Regions from separate parts of the Homo sapiens genome. Here region 2 is linked to region 1. A link is an interaction called in ENCODE POLR2A ChIA-PET data of the cell type or tissue named here. Cell type or tissue: PC-3. All regions are shown on one strand.

The links. ChIA-PET counts read pairs that join two places held together with the same protein. Peaks named below come from ENCODE experiments on the same cell type or tissue, not always from the same donor. Only the 100,000 strongest peaks of a DNase experiment are listed, where the experiment ranks them.
Region 2: POLR2A ChIA-PET joins it to region 1 with 10 read pairs; 1 of 35 experiments calls an interaction of 5 or more read pairs at or near these places.

What each region holds. Positions count from the first base shown.
Region 1 is chr5:93,272,344-93,274,843 of GRCh38, forward strand. No RefSeq gene overlaps it. Among named protein-coding and RNA genes, the nearest start is that of NR2F1-AS1, 310 kb to the right of the region's middle. In PC-3, no CTCF peak of the experiment used is centred here; a DNase peak (open chromatin) is centred at 1,058; H3K27ac peaks cover 1,521 bases.
Region 2 is chr5:93,830,121-93,832,620 of GRCh38, forward strand. The region is part of intron 7 of ARB2A (ARB2 cotranscriptional regulator A); the gene reads right to left. Among named protein-coding and RNA genes, the nearest start is that of POU5F2, 90 kb to the left of the region's middle. In PC-3, a CTCF peak has its summit at 1,493; a DNase peak (open chromatin) is centred at 1,541; H3K27ac peaks cover 871 bases.

The DNA of each region.
Region 1 (2,500 bases):
GGAAAAGATTTGACAGACCAAGAAGCTGACAGCTATCGGTTGACTGCAATCATCAACACAGTCCCTGCCCACCATTACACAACAGATAGTCCATATTTTACTTTATTTTTCTATTGAACTTTCTTTTTCAATATCTATAAAATTATTTTTATAATCCCCTTTTTATAGGTCCACAAAGTCCTAGAGGCCATAATATAACATTTGAATATTAAATACCAGGTACTATATGACTTGCTAGAATGATCTCAGTCAGTTTCCAATTCACATTCTGCTCACACAAATCAAATGTTGTTACCCATCCAAGCTATTTGGCTGCTAAAATGGACAAGCGGCACTGTTCATAACATGAGGGTCACAAATAATAACCATACTCTCTTAATGTTCAATAATTATACCAACAACCAATATTCATGTCTCATTTATGAGCCAGGCGCTGTGCTAAATTCCTTATATGCTGTCTTAGTCCGTTTTGTGCTGCTATAACTGAATACATGGGACTTGATAATTTTTAAAGAACAGAGATTTACTTCTCACAGCTCTGGAGACTTGGAAGTCCAGGATCAGGGCACCAACATTTTGCAAGGCCCTTCTCACCATATCATCACATAACGGAAGGTGGAAGGGCAAGGAGGGAGCAAGCGGGGGCCAAACTCGCCCTTTATAATGGCATTAATTCCATCTATGAGGGTAAAGCCCTCATGGCCTGATCATCTCTTAAAGGTCCTACCTCTTAGTATTGTTACAATGCCAACTATATTTCAACATGAGTTTTGGAAAGGACAAATATTCAAACCATAGCATATGCTAAGGACTCTTTACTATTATCCCGAAAACACTGGAAAGGAAGCTCCATGTGGACAGGGAGTTCTGTTTGTTTTGTTCCACACTGATTCCCTCAAGATCTAAGAGCAGTGCTCTGCACTATTTATATGCTCAAATTCCAGTGGTTTGTCTCCAGAGCTCACCCTATTTACCACCATACTGTGAGTCATAACTGATACACTAGTGCTCTACCCTCTGTGAAAAGCTGCACTGTGGGGGCAGCTCTAGAATCTGCCTATAGCATTTATCACTGGGGTGACTTTGGCAAGTTATTCACCTGTTGGATGCTTTTGTTTCCTCTCTATAAAGTGGGCATGACGGCAGCACGACCTCATACACTGGTGAGGATTAATATCAATTGCATAACAAACCACAAAAAAAATGATTTAAACAATAACAGTCATTTATTTTTGCTCTCAAATCTGCAATTTGGACAGGGCTCATCAGGGAAAACTCATTTCTGCTCCACACAGTATCAGGAGGGACAGCCCAGTGGAGGGCAGGATGATCCACATGCAAGACAGACAGCTCACTCTCAGGGCACGTAGTTGGTGCCAGTTGCTAGCTGGAAGGGGCTCAGGTTCTTCCCCACATAGCCTGGGCCTCCTTGAGGCATACTGTCTGGGTTCTCATGGAGAGCGTCCACAGGGAGGAAGCCAGGCAGAAGCTGTCTCCCCTCTTTTTTACTTAGCTTTGGAAATCACATAGCATCATTTTTGTCATACTCTATCTCCTTTTGAAACAGTTACAAAAGCCCACCCAGCTTCAAGGGGAAGAGACCTAGACTCTGCCTTTTGTTGGGGGAGTGGCAGTGACATGGTTTAGCTGTGTCCCCACCCAAATGCCATCTTTAATTTTCACGTGTTGTGGGAGGGACCCGGTGGGAAGTAATGGAATCATGGGGGCAAGTCTTTCCCGTGCTGTTCTCATGATAGTGAGTAAGTCTCACGAGATCTGATGGTTTTATAAAAAGGAGTTCCCCTGCACAAGCTCTCGCTCTCTTTGCCTACCACCATCCACGTAAGATGTGACTTGCTGCTCCTTGCCTTCTGCCATAATTGTGAGGCTTCCCCAGCCATGTGGAACTGTAAATTCATTAAACCGCTTTCTTTTGTAAATTGCCCAGTCTCGGATATCTCTTTATTAGCAGTGTTAAAGCGAACTAATACAGGCAGAGTTCTGGAAATCATGCTAAAGGGAAAATCTTGTTGTGCTCATTTGTGGAATATACAAGCTCCCACAGCTTGTGCCCCTGAATCAGGTTTTCCTCAAAGGAAATTTGTACTTAACTAAGGAATGATTGGAATGTCCAGCTACTCTGTGATTAGGTAAAACTGCTGTGTCTAATAACATGGGATAGCCGGGTACTGTTCACTCATCGGCTGCAATAACATGCGAAGGTTGATAATGGGGTTTTCTCATGCCCCTTGGTAGATAGATAGGGAATTCCCAAGCACTGGGCCATGGAGCCTAGAAGGAAACCAATCCATGTATCAAACTGAAAGGGTGGAGACAAGTTAGAGAATGGAAACTGATCAGCAATGGAGAAAGAAAACAAACATTTATTGAGTCGTTGCTTGTAAGAGCTACTTGCTTAGGTTATAAAATCTTCCTTCAACCTGTTCTCATGAGCTTGACTTTTTATTGACCAAAAGCCCATATTTTTAAGTCATGATAA
Region 2 (2,500 bases), 560 kb after region 1:
TCACCCTAGTTATAGCTCACAATGCAAGAAATATGAAAACAAAATAGGAAAGTTACCAGAGTTTCCACCTATTGATGGTTGGCATAACTAACCATCTTAAATACCTGAGATGGTCCTAAATACTCCATATATGGACAGGATTACATATATGTGTGTATATATATTTATATGTATATATATGTGTGTGTGTGTATATATATATATATATATATATATATATATATATATATATCCACACACAATTAGATAACTCTGTCCCCATTAAGCTCTGCGCTGGAAGTGTAGATGGAAGAATGATAAGTATGCCATGATCCTGGCCTTTAATAAGTTAGAGGTATTAACACATAAAGACTTCAGAAGCAGTAGTGTGTGAGGAGTATTACCTCCTCTGATCCTGTTGGACTGTCCTGAAACCAAGGTTGACGGGCCATTATAAATCCATACTATCTGACCTCAGTGAGGTTCTCCCTGCTGTCTTCTCAGTCACTAATTCTTCCTGTATACTGTTGGGATCCTATTTGTCTCATTCTTTCCAGTCCCACCACTGTTTAGGTTTTCTTACAACAGACTTTAGTCTCAATTTTTCTAGTCCAGCAGTCCCCAACCTTTTTGACATCAGGGACCAGTTTTGTGGAAGACAGTTTTCCACAGACAGAGTGGAGAGGATGATTTTGGGATGATTCAGGTGCATTACGTTTATTGTGCACTTTATTTCTATTGTAATATATAATGACATAATTATACAACTAACCATAATTTAGAATCAGTGGGAGCTCTGAGCTTGTTTTCCTGCAACTAGGTGGTCCTCTCTGGGGGTGATGAGAGACAGTGACAGATCGTCAGGCATTAGATTCTCATAAGGAGCGCACAACCTAGATCCCTCACATGCGCAGTTCACAATAGGGTTCATGCTTTTATAAGAATCTAATACTGCAGCTGATCTGATAGGAGGTGGAGCTCAGGTGGTAATGCGAGCAATGGGGAGCAGCTGTAAATACAGATGAAGCTTTGGCTTGCTTGCCTGCTGCTCACCTCCTGTTCAGCCCAGTTCCTAACAGGCCATGGACTGGTACCCATCTGTGACCCGGGGTTTGGGGAACCTTGTTCTAGTCTTTCCCTTTACTCTGTTGCCAGATCAATCTTTTTGAAGCCTTGCTCTGATCAAGCCACTCCGCTGCTAAAAAAAAAAAAAAAAAGTCATTTACTGAAATGATTTTGCCTACAAAGTAACTGGAACTCTTTAGCCAACATCTTCTCTAAAACTATCTTTCTAGCTTTCCCTCTCACTATCTATTTCCAGGGATCTTATGCTCCAGGCAAATCTGGATTACACATTAATAGTCTGAAAGCCCTAGACAAAACTCAGTCATGCAACTCAGTCTGGGATGAGACAGGCAATGCAGCCCAGATTACACAAAGCCTAAAAGCAAGGAGTAGTTCAGTAATCCACATATGTGAGATGATAAAGACCATAATACTCCTCAGGGTGGTAGCAGAGTGAATGGAAAGAAAGGGATAGAATGAATCATCATAAAAGAAAAATGAGCAAAATTTTGTGAGTCACAGGATTTGAGGGAAAGTGCCGGCCAGGCCCATCCATGACTAAAGGGAGCTAAGAACCAACAGTTGTTTCTACTGCTTACAGAGAATAGTATTACAGCTTAGTCTTTTCCTCCACAGTCGATGGAGATAATATCTGTTAATGGCCTGTCAGCAGTAGGAAAGAGAAACTTCATGTTTCCATGGGCTTCAAGTACTTAAATGTCTTCAGCTTGACTAAGGTCAAGCTGAAATTACAGATTTTAGCTTTAGACTTTTAAACCAAATATTCTAAAAAGTGAGACCCAACTGAAAAATGTCTACAATATCCACAAGGGGGTCTTTTATAGGCTCAACTAAACCATCAAACTCATGAGACTATTCTGGACCACACTTGATATCCATTGACTAAAAAAGATATAGAAAAGGAATCAACCTTGCTAGCAGGGCAGCACCAGACACTACTTTTTAGTGGGAGCCTTGCAGCAGTCCTTGTGGCAACCCCCAGAACCTCCGAGGATTTACTATCTTTGGAATATGGCGTGTTAACTTAGGAGTGAGGGAATCAGGCTCACCTTGAGCAGATGCAGGAGTTATCCTGGCTTAAAAATCTTATACCCCACAGAAGCCAATATCTTTGCAATAACTCCATAGGTATGGCTTTCAGGATTCCATCCCATAAGAGACATGCTCAATTCTAAGAGTCACTACTCTTAGGGAAGATCAAAGCTATGGTATACCATGTTCTGATTACTACTAATCCTGATGGAGTTTACTAATTAGGGGTCATTTTCTACCACAGGCAATATTGTCTAGTGACCATCCACTTAAGAGTGAATGCTATGATGTGCTGCCCAGAATCCCTTCAGTTATAAGTCATTCATTTCCTTAGCTGTGGGAGTGCTGGCCTTAGCTGAGGCACTCTCTAGAAATTGCCCTTAGCCAAAAAGCAACCTTGCTT